2 separate regions of the Homo sapiens genome follow, and region 1 is linked to region 2. A link is a loop called in an ENCODE intact Hi-C map of the cell type or tissue named here. Cell type or tissue: CD14-positive monocyte. All regions are shown on one strand. Each heading gives the region's core, and the rest is flanking DNA. Links, peaks and the distances in the headings are about the cores only.

Evidence for each region. A loop is a pair of places that touch in the nucleus more often than their neighbours do. Peaks named below come from ENCODE experiments on the same cell type or tissue, not always from the same donor. Only the 100,000 strongest peaks of a DNase experiment are listed, where the experiment ranks them.
Region 1: it touches region 2 in a loop (2.9-fold over the local background); 3 of 110 quality-filtered maps call a loop at or near these places.

Annotation. Positions count from the first base shown.
Region 1 is chr13:50,708,991-50,717,661 of GRCh38, reverse strand. It overlaps a transcript of DLEU7 not described here. Among named protein-coding and RNA genes, the nearest start is that of DLEU7-AS1, 95 kb to the left of the region's middle. In CD14-positive monocyte, for the core only: no CTCF peak of the experiment used is centred there; DNase peaks (open chromatin) are centred at 2,071, 2,531, 2,971 and 3,581; H3K4me3 peaks cover 3,829 bases; H3K27ac peaks cover 3,987 bases.
Region 2 is chr13:50,630,512-50,639,182 of GRCh38, reverse strand. No RefSeq gene overlaps it. Among named protein-coding and RNA genes, the nearest start is that of DLEU1-AS1, 110 kb to the right of the region's middle. RefSeq lists enhancers at 2,816-3,110, 3,507-3,706 and a silencer at 2,816-3,110. In CD14-positive monocyte, for the core only: no CTCF peak of the experiment used is centred there; DNase peaks (open chromatin) are centred at 2,992, 3,452, 4,062 and 6,472; H3K27ac peaks cover 4,494 bases.

The DNA of each region.
Region 1 (8,671 bases), core at 1,697-6,696, 78 kb before region 2:
CTCATAAAGTGTTCTGATTTATGGACTCCCTGCTCCTTACCATAAAATGAAGAGAAATCCTAAATTTGAAAAAAAAAAAAACCCACAGCCTAGCTAATGAGACTTCACGCTATTTGTTAATTAATAAGCATTTAATAGCATGAAGATCAGAATAACTCCAGTTTGCAAAATGTACTTACCATTTTGGAAACATCAGCAACTGAAAAGTGGGTTACATGATACAATGAGTGTAGTTGCCTTTCTCCAGACCTGTTCTGTTTCCTTGCCCTCTCTGGCCTCTTTCTGGCTCCATTTACCTTTTCCACTAGTTTACCAGATGATTCATCAACTTTCTGGCATTTTCCACTTACCATCTGTGTCCAGCATCCTGGTAAAATCCAATAAACTTTCTAATATCCAGCATCCCATTAACTATATCCTTGTATATAGCAAATTCACTGGGAGTGGATAGTCATATGATGGCCTCAAGGCAAAGGGCTCTACCACTTTTTGAATACCCACTGTGTGCCAAGTTCTGTGCTGGTTGCATCAACTAAATCATCTCACTTAAAGCTAAAGTATTAAAGATCCTAAAAAGCCATTTTACAGAAAGATTAGATTATTTTCAATTTATTATTCAGAATAAATATATCTTTTTTCTTTAACTTCTCAAATAGTTATTGAATTGTATTGGTTTAAATTAAATGCGTCATGTGTATATATAGTATTAATTCAAGAGATACAAAAGGAAATTGAGTGAAAAATAAGTCTGCCTCCTTCCCATCACTCTCATGTCTCTACCTAGAGGCAATTATTGTCAACAGTTTTTGATGTGTCTTTCAAAAAATAGTCCATTAAGCCTGGTGTACTAGATCTCTTTTAAAAGTTTACAACCTGTTACAGAATATATATAAATGTTCAATTACTAGTAACACCTTATTACATATACAGATTACAACTTAGAAATATATTTTCATGACCATTATGTCATTTGATTCTCCCTACAATCCTATGAACAAGGCAGGGGAGACATTGTTGTTACCACCTTACACATGAAGAAACCAATGCTCAAAAATGTAAAATGATCTGCCCACGTGTATATAGTTAGTGAGAGTCCCAGTTCTAGAACAATAACTAGTCTAATGCTCTTTCCGTGACATCACGGAAAAGGTAGCCCAAGGATTAGAGATCAAAAAACATTAGCCTTCCTCGATCAGTCAAAGTACTCTTTCTGTATAGTGTCAATTAACAGAGAATTTACTATGTTCAATATGGTACCAAGAGGGCATTATTCCATGTAAATAATATAGCATATAAAAACTCAATATTCTGGCTTTGCAACTGTGGTCATTAAGCTGTAACCAAACATTTCAATGAAACAAGGGCTTGAGTTCCTGTTAATGGAGATGTTTGGCCCTTCTCTTGAGATAGCCCTTGGTGATCAGAACCTACACATTGCTAGAGAAGGGTTGGGGCATTTGTGAATCTGGTCTATTAAACAAAAAAGACCAAGCAGGAAGCAATTCTATTCTTTCTTAGAACTGCCCAGTGAACTTGTTTCCTTATTTGGTGATAAAATCCTAGGTTGATCTAACATTTATGCCACCTTTCAGTTACTAACAAATACTTTGTGTTTTGAGATCTTGAAGGTCCAGTTCAGTCTAACATCAAAGCTTCCTGTGTCCCCAGCCCAGACCTGCCTCAGCAGGGTGTGGAGGGGAAGCAGTGCATGGCCAGGTGGCAGGGAGCTGCAGGGTAGCAGCAAGGTGTGCCAGGGCATGACAGCCAAACTTACCTTTCTGCTACTCTTCTTTGGCTCTTCTGCTGCCTTTGGGTCCTCCCACATCAGAACAGCAGTAGGGAGGAAAGGCAAGGTTGTGATTTGGTAGCATTATCTGGCATAGACGTTGTCTGAAGGCCGATGATTTTCTCAAGTGGAATCTTCGGAGTTTTTCCGAAACACCTCCACTAGGGAGCTGCCATTGTAGCTTCCTAACACACGTCTCCTCCAGCTATGACTTCCCCTCCTCCATCTCCGACTTCTTCCTGCTGGGGTTCCTTGTGTCTCCTGTTGGTTCCTCCTTTTGAGTGGAGCCCCATTCTCGGCTGATAGCCCAGTTCCGTTCCCTGAGTCCTCCAGGGCAACATCCCCTTTGCTGCGCCATCGGCGGAAGTGCGACTTCTCCAGCTCTCGCCCCCTTTCTCCTTTAGCTGCCACCGGCTGCTCTGTCTAGCTTCTCACCTGCTGGCTTTTCAGGTACTAATCTCTATGTGGTAGGCTGAATAAGGCCCCCACCAAAGATGTCCTTTTCCTAATCCCCAGAACCTGTGAATAGCTTACATTACACGGCAACAGGGACTTTGCAGATGTGGTTAAGGTAACAGATTTTTAGATGAGGGGATTATCCTGGATTATCGGGTAGGCTCAAAATAATTACATGATCCTTTAAAAGCAGAGAACATTTCCCGACGAAAGTCAGAGAGATGAGGCCTCGTGAGAAGGATTCCACACACTCACACTCTCGCTGGCTCTGAGATGTAGGTGCCCTTGTGCAAGAATCAGAGAGAGGCTGCAAGGAGCCAGTGGCAGTTCCCGCCGACAGCCCGCAGGGAAGCAGGGACCTCAGTCCATCAGGCAAATTGAACTGAATTCCGCCAACAAGGCGCAGAGGCCTGGAAACAGATGCTTCATTAGAGCCTCTAGGAGGGAGTACAGCCTGGCCAACACCTTGATTTCAGCCCTGTGAGGCTTGAAGCCCACACACCAGCCGCGCCCACTGGACTTCTAACCTACAGAACTGTGAGGTAGTAATTTTGCTATTTTTAAGCTGTTAAATGTGTGCTAATTTGTTTCAGCAGCAATAGACACTAATACATTCTATGTTCCCCAAAGCCTAGGGGTCCTAGGTCAGCTCTCCAAGTAATTCTCTGAAGGCCCCCTCTTATTTGCGTAAGATGAGGGGAAAACACATGAGAAGGGAGGAGGAAGCATTTTAGCAGCCTGAAAGCTCTGTCTCATGAAATCCTTGCCGTCCTCATTAATTTACAAGTCTCCCCTTGCGTAGCTAAGATTTGAGCGATGGTTTCAGGGTTATTGGACCATTTTTTTGGTCACTCCTTAGCAGATGACATCTCCTGAGAATAGATGAGCATTTTTAACAATATTTTTTTTTCTCAGCTCAAAGATGTCAGCTAGCACTGAGAAAACAGGAAAAGTCTCATTTTAATATCCTGTTACTTAAAGGTATTCACAGAATGGCTTACCGTTTTAGGTTTAACATTCTAATGATATGCCAGATGGACTGGGGTTGCTCGGAAAAAGCTGGGTGACAGGAGAAGGAGTTGAGATCCCAGAAAGAGAATTCACCACTAGGGTGGGAAGACAGACAGGTCAGAAAATAGCCACGTTGCCCAAGACCGGAATTAATGTGGATGAAACAACGCTTCTAGCCCTAGACCTCAGGCATGGCGGGATCCAAGGCAGAGGTGAGAAGGGAGTTTGTGTTCAGTGGCTCACCAGTAAGCAGGACTCTTATGCCTTCCTACAATGATCCTGCAAGAATGGAATAAACTGAGACTACATAGCTTGAGTATGTGCAATAGTTGACCACTTCCTTTCTGTGTTTTGTGGTTTCACAACTTGAGTTTCCAACAGAGCATGGGAGTGAGGGGAGTCAGAGACAGAGCAGCAGTTCTGTAACACAGCCGACAGTCTTCATGAGGGTAGGGGCAAGGCCCTACTGCCCGGTCCGGGAGGCCACATGCGGGCAGAGTCTGGGTCGTTTTCACATCTGCGGAATGATGTGTGTCTGAGGAGGGAGGCAGGTGGGAGACAACTTCCTTACAGTCCCCATCCCGTGTTGCTGCCTTTAATGAGCTTTTAGGAGGCATGATTTCATAGCCTAGTTTATTTTATAATCAAGCCCAGCTTCCTCTGTTAGACCAATCAGTACCTATTAACTGAATGCCTACCGTATGCAGGCTTATGACGCCAGGAACAAATACGTCCATGATGCTGTTGCTGTTTAGGAATTGTAAGATCATGGATAGAACCCCTTTCCTGTCAAGAGCTCACTTTTTCCATAGAGTGAAGGGCAGCTGTAAGGTTATTTCTAGAATTCTATTTTCCTTCCCTTCTCATTTCAGGAAGAAGAAGATGAACATAAAATACAAAGAAAAAGATTAATATAAAGTATAAAGATAGCTATAGAGAAGTCTTCTTCCTGGGTTGTTTGACTCGAAATTAGGGTCCTTCTATGCATATTTTGTGTTTCTCATGTAATTATCTATAATGGGTAGCCAAGAAATGTGTGTTAGCCCATATCTCCAGTACCTAATGCCATTCCTAAAATGCAATATAGTGCTCAGTAAATAATTGTTGAATCAATGAATATAAAAAATGCAAAGCAAGCATTTGAGATATTATGCTACATTTCTTTCAGCTTCAACTCCTGGCTAATGAGTGAAGAAGGTCACTGTAGGAGTGTGAGGACCATCAGGAGCTTCATATTTCAATAACCAGTGCCAAATTCTGAATGCCAGATGGGATGAGATGGGATGTTAAACCACTTCTTATTACCACGTTGTTGGCCTCCATTGCCTTCGTATTGGTCTCCAATTGCATGGTCTCTGTGGATCTCTGACTTCTTATTACCTCCGATTGGAACGCGCCACAAATCATCCTGCTTTCTTTATCCTCTCTCACCTCCAAGTAATCCTGTCATCTTGCTCCAATTAGAGCCGCTTCCATTAAGAAGATCGTGACAAATTCCCTACCCCTGTTTGCTCTTCAGGAAAATTATCCCCTGGAAAAGTGGATGTTATAGTCGCTTTTCAGAATGTATTGTCTGAATTTCTTGTCTTCCAACATTCTCCTAAGCCAGTTACCTTTGCACTGAAGTAGAATTCAAAAGGAGATAGAGGTTCTGAATTTCTTCCTTTGACCAGATGGAAGTCGTTACATCAGAATGCTGATGACTGCAAAATCTTGGACATATTGTTTTCACAATTAGGAAATGGCAAACACAAAGTTCTTCAGTGCAAAGCCAGCATGCGAGTTCAGCTTCCATTTGCTGCTATAAATTTTGTTCTTGTTGCTGCCAGTAAACACCAACTGTTCAAGTGAAATAGTAAATCCAAATGTGCCTGTTGGATGAGAGTAAAAAAATTATATGCTGCATAAATGCTGATGCAAAAGGATTTTTCAACACACTAAACCAGGGTAGGGAAAGGAACCGAGAAAGAAAGTTGAACTGAATGCAGCTCTCACTAACAACTTCTTGGTAAAAGCACTAAAAAAGCTCTTGATAGAATGTTGATTCAACATACTGTTTAAACCTCAAGGAAAAAAACAAACGCAGAATTGGGATATTGGCCTTAGGATATCTGCTTAAAGTCCTACTTTGAGCTCTCATCAGGGTTACCAAAGAAGGCGTACATAGATTGTTACAAATCAAAGCAAAGAAAAATCCCAAAGTTCCCTCAAAACTGATGTGGGCACTTGGCCCAGAAGTTGTTTGCTAATGATCAGTCTAACAGCTGAAAGTCAAAGTCAGTGGCTAGTACCATCTGCAATAGGATTTAGGAAGTTTTGATCTCACAAATTTACTGTAAGGCTAATCAATGAATGTTTGTACTCAGGTCTCCCTACAGTTAAATTTAATGTGTAACTGGAATTACGATTCAAAGAGATAGTTTCATAAATGGTCCCTGAAATTTAATTTTGGATTACCTAAGTTTACAATGGATTTCTCTTCTCCTTTCCCCAATATTTTTCTTACGCAGAAAAAAAAAAAAAAAATCCTGTGTGACCTTGGAGCTGGCTGCCCTGAGTCCCAGGCTCTGATTTGATTCTGATGCTCCAGAGCCTGCTTTCTCATGTAGGTATAGGTAGTAATGCCCCCCGCCCCCGCCACTGGGTCATTGTGAGGGTTAAACAAGATAATACTTGTTAAATGCCTGGCACAGCCCTTGCACATAAAATGTCCTTAATAATATTAATTCCCCTTCCAGATTAGACTTTGCAAACAAATGATTGAAAAACAGAACATTCACGTGGATTGGATTCTCTAGCGTGATAAGGCTCCAGGCCAAGAACCATGCAGTAAAGATCTTCCAAACCAAAGTATTTCAGCATCTGAGAATGGCTAGGGCTTATCTTCATGGCTAAAATAAGCATTTTAATATAAAGCAGGCTTTTTTCTTCATTTTCTTATGGAAAGGAAAGCATTTTCAGAATAATGGTTAAAATCTGTCCTTTGTAGATCTGAAAATGTGAGCAAGTTTCATACCGAAGTCAAGATCTACTGAAAGTGTTAGATGAATATATAAGGACCAGACGCTGCTGTCAAAAATAAAACAGATGCTGGTGTCTTGAATGCCTCCATGTGCCAAAGCTGAGTTCTTTGACTTATTTTTGTCATTGAATTAATTGGTATATCTGGTTTAATTGGCCAAATTGTTTTTGCTTAAATGTTCACATTTTCATTGTTATATTGATATACTCAATATTTTTGAGGGTACAGAAAATACCAATATTGGCAAATTTGGTATTTTTGCCAATTTTGTGTGTTCAGAAGAAAAATTGTTCATTTCCAGATCCCAGATTTATGGAAATTTAAAAATATATAGTAAAGTGTTGGTTTCTCCTTATGGTTACATCTGAATGTATATAAATTATCAGAGTCTGTGTGCATTTATTTCCATAGAAAATAATACCAGCAGAGACACAGCCAAACCAAGTTGAACCTTGCTGAGTGGATTTGAAGAAACACAGGCCAACTCAGGGCAAGGCAAACCCAAGAGATAGAAAGTCTAAAATAGTAATAATCAGCCTTTGAAACATTTTCCCTTGAAAAAGGCATCTCAGTCCCATCCTATATTTACAGACCAGAAGAGACACACATGTGTTCTACGTATGACACAGAAAGTAAAACCAAAAGGCTCATTCTGAATGCCCAGTCCAGCTTGAATTGAAACCTTTGTGAAAAAGTAGTGCTTTTGATTCAAAGGAGCTCAGGTTTGAAAGGGAGATGTGAAGTCTAACATCCCATCTATCTGATGCCTGGTCTTCCTTTACACAGTTCTGGCAAAGATGCCAACCAATTGATACTTGAACATCTATAGAAATGAGCAACTCATGCCCTAGAGAAGAACACTCTGCCTTTGAATAATATTATTAGAAAATGTGTTCTTATTTTGGACCAAGGCCTATTTCTCTGTAACTGCCACTTATGGCTTCTATTTCTATCACTCAGGGGTCACAGGCAGGCAGAATTCCATTTCCAGTGACAATTAGTCTTACAAACATTAAGGCAAAGCTCACAAATTAGCCCACATAGTATTTTAGATAATTGTAAATTAGCTACTAACATTTGAAAATTAGAAAACTACCCACAGAAATTTGTATTTTCAACTAACGAAATTGCTGATTCTCTGAAAGCAATGGGCCACATTCCCAAATGGTAAAACTAGTACCCCCTTATCCACAGTTTCACTTTCTGCAGTTTGAGCTACCTGTGATCAACCATAGTCTGAAAATATTAAGTGGAAAGTGCCAGAAATAAACAATGTATATGGTTTAAATTGCACACTGTTCTGGGTAATGAAATCTCTGAGTCCCACTCTGTGTTGCCTGGGATGTGAATCACCCCTTTGTTCAGCATAGATGCTACCTGCCCATTGGTCACTTAGTAGCTGTCTCAGTTATTAGATGGAAAAAAAAGCCATAGTATATATAGAGTTCTGTATTACCCATGGTTTCAGGCATCCACTGGGAGGGGAGTGTCTTGGAATATATCTCGGTAGATAAAGGGATACTACTGTACTTGGCTGAGCTGAGTAGCTGCTGCCACTTTCAGACAGGGAATGTGCTGGCCTTTTTGCCACAGTCCTCACTACTCCCTATTACTGTGCACTGAGCCTGCTTTCCTCATTTTCTGATACTTAACTGGCCTCTGAGACATTTGCCCTTCTAGTTCTTACTGTGTCCTCTCTAAGGCTTCTTTGCTTCAGGAGATTTATCCTCACTTTCTCACTCTTCCCCTCTGCAAGAAAAACCTCATGCATGCCTGAAGCCTAGACCTGCTGAATGACAGTGCACCTAGAAAACTGACAACTGATTCATCCAATCTCACAATCAATCCTCAGAAATGTGCTGGGGTAAATATATAGCTATAGACCTTAGAATCATTTTAGATAGCATAAGGGTAGGATGTGGAGGTTGTAAAAAACCTGTGCACATGGAACAAAATAGCTTCTCATGCCTGCTAAAGGCCTAATTCCAGATAGTTGTTATTATTTGCAGCTGTAAATCCTCATAAGCACTCAAATCAGTACCTACAACCAAGAGCACGCTATGAGGTTTTCTGCTTTGTTTAGTTGCCTCTATGATGTTTAATGCCTTCGGTATTAAAGAAAATCTCACTCAGCCAGTGTCTGTTGGTGACTTACTACCAGTTGCATCATAGTCCTCCATATTCTGGAAAAGTGAAGAGTCCCTGATTTTGAATCCAAGCACCTCCACTGAATAGCTGAATGACCTTGGGGAAATTGTTTAACACCTCTGAGCCTCAGATTCTCCATCTGGAAAATGAGGATAGTAAATAGGTAAGCCCTATTACTATTCTCATGATGTGAGAAATACATGAGACACACATATAGCGCATAGAGCCGCCCTTGGTTCATATTAATC
Region 2 (8,671 bases), core at 1,541-6,540:
AGTTATTTAAAAAGCAATTTTTTATCTTTATATAATATGCATATTATTATGGAGCAGAATGCAGTATTTACTTTTTTTAAAATATTCAATTGTGAGACTTTAATGATATCTAGCACACATGACAGGTTCTCACCACTGTGTGCCCTCATTCACTCTCTTCCCCATTAGGCATATGTCTTTTGATGGCACAACATCAATGATACCCTACCCCTTCAAGGGATCTGGTATGTCTGTTATAGAAAGCAAACCTCTCTAATGTAAAACAGTTTGAGGGCAATCAGGGCAACATCATATACACAAAGAGAAATAATCAATTGGATCTTTGCATCTATCACATGTTCAACATGTGTTCTCAAAATAGGAAGAATTTTCCAGCATGTAATCATCCTTTTGGGCATTATCAGACTTTTAGATATCACAGGAGTAACTTAGCATTTCTACATGTAAAGATTTTTATCCATTAATTTCTCATAATTCTATAAAGCAAAATAAAAAATTTATAAAAAGCAATCCCAAAGCATAGAAAATAAAATGGAGCCTCTGAGCTTAAATCTAAATGTTGTCACTTGGAATAATTCTTTTCTTTGTGGTCAAGCCTACCTTGGTTGCCAACTTGACTCAAAATAAAAGAACTATTTCAAGTGATTTTAAAATTCAGTAACTGGTATGTTCTTGCCACTGCACTCCAGCTTGGATGACAGTGAGCCTCTGTCTCTGAAAAAAAAAAAAAAAATCGGTAATTGGGATATATCCTACAGTCAAAACAACTACAAAAAAAAAAAAAGAAAAGAAAATCTTAAACTGTTTTCAGAAATCATAGTGTTGGTAGTAGTTTTGGTATTGTTATTCTAAAACTGTTTCAGAGACATGGTAAGATAGAAAAAATGGGTGGGTAATTATATGATATTCTAATTCCATCAATCCCACTGTCATAGAAAACTTAGATACTTAGCACAGAGAAAGGAGATATAGATGGAAGATAAAAAAAATAAGACTCTACAGAACTAAATTTGCACTGGAAGTCTCAATATGAACTCTCAATATATTTCATGCTAAAAAAAATCCCAAGAAACAATGAACAACCTAGTAACAATGAATGCTCCCAGTTTCTAGACTGTGGCCCACATACCATTTTTCAGTAAAAGAAACCAAGATTCTCAAGAGAAATATGATTCTAGATCTGAAATACACAAGATGAATCAAATGATTCAAAAGCCAACTCAAATAGGCTCCCACTGGCCAAAGATGTGACATTTATGCATTCAAAAGAACAAAGACGGCCGGGCGCAGTGGCTCACGCCTGTAATCCCAGCACTTTGGGAGGCCGAGGTGGGTGGATCACGAGGTCAGGAGATCGAGATCATCCTGGCTAACACAGTGAAACCCCGTCTCTACTAAAAATACAAAAAAATTAGCCTGGCGTGGTGGCGGGTGCCTGTGGTCCCAGCTATTCGGGAGGCTGAGGCAGGAGAATGGCGTGAACCTGGCAGGCGGAGCTTGCAGTGAGCCGAGATCATGCCACTGCACTCCAGCCTGGGCAACAGAGCAAGACTCCATCTCAAAAAAAAAAAAAAAATAGCACAAAGACTGCAATTAGCTAAAAGATGCAAAATATATTTAAATTCATGACTTCATAATTTTTTTAAAAAAACTCAGTAGTTATCTTCAAATATTTTTCATTATTGAAAACAGACAAATTAAGGGAGAGAATCAAGCACCTATCCTGTCTTCCCCATTAGAAACAGCTCTGAATAACATAACGGTCAATCAGGGAAAGTTTCTCTTTATAGAAGTTATTATTCTGGCTAATAAATGAAGAAGTAACATAGACTAACACCATTTAAAAAATCCCTAATGAATTAACAGAGAACCATATTAATTAATGCCACAAGGATACAATTGACAAAATCCAAACTGTGGGAAACCTTGGCTTATTCAACAGATAAATTGAAAGGACTACATAACAAGAGGTGGAAATAGAACTTATTAATTAATAAAGACTTAGGAACATATCCACTAGTCACAAGATTTCCAGTGATCTCACAAATATAATTTTTAAAGTTTGGTTTATTTGAATCCCGTTTCAAAGAAACTGAACTTTAAAAATTGTATTTATGAGACCACTGGAAATTTGAATACCGAGTTCTCTAATCAGCAGAAACAGATCTAATCAGCAGAAATGGATACTGAAGATTATTCTGAAAATACAGCCCATAAGGAGTTTGCAGAAATCCTTGGGAGGGTAATAGACTTCCCATGATCTATGGGAGGGCTATTGCAGTTCCAAAAGCTTATGTCTAGGTCCTTCCACCCCATAAGCCCTAATACATGCATTAATCACCCTTTTTCACCCTAAGTGACCAAATAACTGATCTGAGGAAGCACCCAGGAGGCTTGGGATATACTCCTGATTGTCATTAGTTACCACATGACTTACGACCGGCACTCAATTTATTTGGTCCTCAGTTACCACATTGGTACAATGAGAATAGCTTCAGGTTCTAAACATGACAATGATTCTATTCTAACTCGTGGTGTTGTGAATTGGTGCAAGGGGTGGGTAACCAGCAGCGAGCAGACTGAAACTCACAAATAGGTCCGCAGGTGATGTGTCCTTTCTTGTGTTGGCATCCCCAGAGAGGCGGACTATGGCCAGAGCAGCGACAAACACACTGAGGGGCCTTGCGGCAAGGGAGACATCCCACTTCCTGTTGTTTTCCATCGTTATAGGAGTGGGGTCTGTCTCTGAATTACAGCCTCTTGGTGTGAGAGCAGTCTGAGAAAATCAATATTTTGGGCTCAGCTACTAAGCTGCCTGAGCTTAGGTTCTAGCTGTTTAGGGGATTGCTAGGAAATGCCAGAGGCTCAGCACCTGGAGGCTTTAGGGGTCCTAAACCTGTGGGAAGTTAGTTTGAGACAGCCACTCCCACTGGAGAAAGGAATGTCCCTGGTCCTATGAGAACTTGTAGCCTCTCCTAGGAGAGGTGGGGCTTTCAGGCTACCTTGGTTGCCAGGCAACCCAGAGAAAGCTCTCAGGCCAGGGTAATTTACATACTCATTCTGCTTGTCTCCACAATTAGGTATCTATGTGGGTAATTTACTTAAACAAAGTTTGACATTTATTCATATTGTTACCAAGCAAAAGGCCTTGCTGCCTGAAGTGCTAGAAACCAATACTATGACACTGGGGTTTTGAGAAAATAAAAGCTTTTTATTGTAGGTCGACCAACAAGGGGACAGAAGTTCAGCTCAAATCTGTCTCCTTGTGCTGACTTTAAGGCAGTATTTTTATTAGAAAAGGGTTAGGGGTGGATTCTGAGATTAACTGGTGATTGGTGGAAGGAAAGGGGAGATCCAGAAAATCCTTGGCACACACAGTTATCTCTGCACGCTTCCTCATGGGTCACATGTTGCAAATTTGGGGGAAGTTAGTGTGAAACATGCAGTGGAAATTTGGGTTGTGACATCAGCAAGCTCGTTCTGCACTGACTCCATTTGGCCATATTGGTTCCAACTGATTTCAGCTAGGTTTGTTATGTTGCAAGCAGAGGGAGTTTCCGCATTTCAGCAAGTTTTTTCTTTTCTTATCTAGTCACTGGTTTCTTTAACTGTTTGGGTCACAGTTTCAATAATACAAAATGTCTTGAGTTTCTAGCATGAGAGAGGAACAAGAGACACAGCAATGAAGAGGCCAGATGGCTCATGGAATTTTCATTCTAGACTATGACATCTCCAAAGTGTCTATAATTTTCTATTCATTTCCCTATGTTTGCTGTAATGCTTTGCCCTAAAGATACAAAAGGGTATGGATTCTTCACTGCATTTTCTCTTATCTCTATCTCTCTGTAACATTTCTTCTTCTGTAAAGGGAACAGATTGGAATTGACAGACTCTAAGGATCTTTTCAGGGCAGAAGTCTTGTTATATGAACGTTACGGTAATTAAAAAGACACCTGGGAAAGAGTCATATGAAAACTGAACTCAGAAGGAGAGCCCTAGGTGGAGGACAATGGGGAACTGGAATTTCTTTGCCCTGATTTCAGAAGCTTCCAGTTGTTTCTGAGATAGCTCTTGAAAAATTGCTGTTAACCTGGTACTCTCTAGTCATAAACATGCTCAGACTTAGGAAGTAGAGTCACAGATGAGGTTCCACAAAATTATAGCGATGCGGGATAGGATACAGGCATGTCAAGACAATGTGACTTTGAAAAGATGATAAGGCCTTTAAGGCCTGGAAGCACCTGATGTGACCAGATCAGAAGGTAATCTTTGGAAATTGAATCCTATCTTATATATCTGTGTTTCTCCCCCATTGATTTTCCTTGAGAATTAATTAAATTCTGAGAGTGCTCTCAGCCTATCACAGCTATGCTAAAGGGAGCCAATGATATTATTCCTACTCAGATTAACTGGGGCATACAATTTTATATTTTGAGGTAAAAGCAAGGCTCTCCACCCCACAGCATCCCAAAGTGCCATGGTCAGCCTCTGCACTCCTGTTAGAGTTTACTCTATACTCTCCAGACCAGGAGCCCCCAACCCCAGGGCCACAGACTGGTACTGGTCTGTGGCCTGTTAGGAACTGGGCCACACAGCAGGAGGTGAGTGACAGGTGAGTGAGAGAAGCTTCATCTGTATTTACAGCTGCTCCTCATAGCTTGCATTACCACCTGAGCCCTGACTCCTGTCAGATCAGCAGGCAGCATTAGATTCTCATAGGAGTGCAAACCCTATTGTGAACTGTGTATGCGAGGGATCTCGGTTGCATGCTCCTCATGAGAGTCTAATGCCTGATGATCTGTCACTGTCTCCCATCACCCCGACATGGGACCACCTAGTTGCAGGAAAACAAGCTCAGGGCTCCCACTGATTCTACATTATGTCAGATTGTATAATTGTTTCATTATATATCACAATGTAATAATAATGGAAATAAAGTGTACAATAAACCAGAATGCACTTGAATCATCCTGAAACCATCTCCCCACCCCGGGTCCATGGAAAAATTGCCTTCCACGAAACTGGCCCCTGGTGCCAAAAAGGCTGGAGACTGCTGCTCTAGATACTCTCTCACTTGAACATATAGAATTATCAGATGGGGCAACTCTGCTCTACCAGGACAGGTTTCCCAAACTCCAAATGCAGAGAAGGAATGGCTGGGGGTCTAGAATCTTTTCCCTCACAAGACTTCAGAACTCTTTCTGCAAACTTCTTCACTTCGTCTCTGAGCTTTGTGTACTAACAGAAAACTAAGGTGATGGAAAAGGGCAAGGAACTAAGACAGGTGACAGAAAAGGGCAAACAGCGTGTGCTCACCTTGCACTTGCTCAACTGAGAAGGTTCAGCCAAGGGACTCATGAAGAACAGAAGGTATCTAACCCAAAGTGGCTTTTGACTTTTCCTAGACTGAAAGGAGCTGGCAACTCCACCAGCTAAACATGGATTTAGGCACAGACTCATCATCCAGCATTCTGTCACCCACTCCAGGGCCTGACCAGCACACTTAAGGAGGTTCCATGGAAGTGACCAGGGTGTGGAGAAAAAGCAGAGTGGAAGGCAGAGTGGGTGCTGGACCAGCTGGTCTCTAGACTGCAGAGCTATGAGACTTCCTGGCAGTCTTAAGTCTTAGAGCATTGGCGTTTCATTTCATTTAGAGGCCGACTTCTTCCACATCATCTTCAGAAACAGGAAAGGAAGCTGGGCACTGTGGCTTATACCTGTAATCCCAGATGCTCAGGAGGTTGAGGCAGGAGGATCACTTGAGGCCAGGAGTTTGAGACCACCCTGAGCACATAGCAAGACCCCATCTCTATTTTACACACACACACACACACACACACACACACACACACTAAAAATAAACTTCAAATATTAAAAATGGGAAAGGATTGTGTTCTCTTTACTCTCTCTGTCATCTCTGACTACATTATACTTTTATAATTAGTGAACCACAAAATAATCACATAGCTTCAACAGGAAGTTGAAGATGTAAAGGAATTCTTTAGAAAACAATGAGTTTTGCAACATGAATAATTTTCTCCAAATTCTTCTGATTCTAAGTCCCCATTTTCCCTACATATCTGTAGTTGGACTGTTTTAATGAGGCAATGGAAACCTATTGCAGGTGTTTGATCTGGGGGTAGACCTAGGATCTGTCTTCTTTTAAGTAGAACATTGTGCTAATGCCTACAAGGTTAAAGGCTCAGAAGTGTAATCTCCATAAAGGGACCTCTGAGCTGGGAATGTGGTTGTGAACTTACTTGGACAACCTTGGATAACCTTGAAAGACGTATTCTAAACTTGCCCACTTAGGAAGTTGCCTACTTGAAGCACTCGCCCATCTGTAAGTTGGGATAATTCTTGTCCTATTTATTACACAGAGATGTATATATTGTTCCAGCTGTAAATCAAAATGGATGCTCTCATATGAGGAAGGGGAAAGACAGCACCAATGGGAAGCTGACTGCAACTTCAGAAAATGAAGGAGAGTAAGTTTGTAAAGCATTGAAGGGAAGTGATGAAGACACAAGATACTGCTGGGTGGAAAAGCAGGAACAGCCATGTGCAGGGCAACAAGAGATTGATTAAAAAGATAGAATATGCCTCTTTTTGGTACTAGCTGTCTGGTGGGATGAATAATACCTTATACAAAATATAAAACGAAAATTCTTCCTTCATAACCTTTATCTCACGTGGATCTACATCCCTCCCCAGAGGCAACCTCTGGTATCTGTTAGGGGCTATCCTTCAAGACTATTCCTATGCAGTAGTGATGGTAAATGTACACGGATACCTAAATTAAAATTTTAAACCTGTATTTCAGAAAACTAGGCTTTAAAACTAAATTACTTTAATAACTTGTAACTGCACTGACTTTCAGGACATGCAATATCTCTTTATACAATTTTAACTCAGAATTTTTATTAATTCTATCATTTTAATTATAAGGATATATTAGGTACATGTTATGACCACCATTTTCACTAGGATTTTATGCACATTGATTAATTTTTCCAAGTGAATTTTACTACCCATACTTTAATTATATGGCCCATTTTCTATACGATGTGGTTATGTTTTTTGTTTTTTGTTTTTTTATCTAGATGGAGTCTCACTCTGTCGCTCAGGCTGCAGTGCAGTGGCACAATCTTGGCTCACTGCAACCTCTGCCTCCTGGGTTCAGGTTATTCTCTTGCCTCAGCCTCCCAAGCAGCTGGGATTACAGGCAATTACCACCACGCCTGGCTAATTTTTGCATTTTTAGTAAAGATAGGGTTTCACCATGTTGGCCAGGCTGGTCTTGAACTCCTGACCTCAGGTGATCTGCCTGCCTTGGCCTTCCAAAGTGCTGGGATTACAGGCCTGAGCCACCACATCTGGCCTGGTTATGTTTTTCTGTCTTGTATTTGTGTTTGAAAAGTTATTTGAATTAGTATGATTTGTCATTTTATCTTTTCACCTTTTCAAGATTTAGATTACTGATTTGTCATATTTTGTAGTTTTGTCAGTGTGAATTTTGTTCTGTATCTTTTTATTTTACTCTTACAAAATCCAACTTTCTTGTATCAAATTTTGCAGATCTAAAATTCTCCAGGATTTTATTTTTTCCTGTTTACATTAATGCATGAGCAAATCTCACTTTGTGTAGTTTTAGCTTTTGTCAGTTCTCTGTTCTTTTCACTGGTGACATTTGTTATGAATTGAATACATTACTGATTGTTTTCATTCAATTCTCAGATAATCCATGAGGGAAGTATGAGTAAGTCCTTTTTCCTTGTGTTTCAGAATTGCTCTGTTGCTTGAGTTATTCTGTTGTGTTGCTCATCCTAGCCTTCTTCTTGCTTTCACATCTTTGAATACCAGTGTGGAACACAGAACAAGCAGTGGGTTGACAAGTCCTAAGCTGCTACAAGAAATAAGAAAAAAAACTGCCATGAATACATGTCTACAAAAAAAAAATTTGGCATCTCTAATGCCAGCTGGTCAGCATATGATGCCACAGCGAATTCAGAGCTCTGCCCGTCTACTGCCTTCTCTAGTGGAGGTGTCACTTTGACAGTGAGGCTTAAGTGGCATCTGGGACCAATTCATCCATGAGGCACCACAAGCATAGTACTAGGGCCACCGTCCTTTAGGGGCCTACAAAAATGTCCTAACTTCTTTTAAAATCAGAAGGAAAAAATGAACTATTAGGTCAAAGAAAAGGTTTTTATATTTAATATGAATATATTCATCTATACACCAATACTGTCATAAAATACAATTCTAAAAAGTAAATTTTTGAAATATTTTGAAATTTAATTTTTAATTTTTTAAAGGGGTCCGCAAAGGTAAAACTGCCTAAGGCCCACGAAAATCAAAATGCAGGCTTCTTGGCATGAGGGCATCAAATTGGTGCAGCAGCAGCGCATACCACGCACCTAAAGAATGATGGAGAATTCTTGGGGACAAGCATTTCATAACATGATAAAAATAAAGCTGACCAATGTAAAAATACTCAACATTAACATGGCTAGTATTTTCCCATTTTTCTTCCAGGGAAAATTAGCTCAAATACCAGACTGTCTGGTCCAAGGCCAGACACCTGGCTACTCTGGCCCCTGGTTGGCCCTGGTACATCCAGTCTCTATATCCCAAGTGACTGGTCCTGGCCTTGAACAGATGAGGTCCT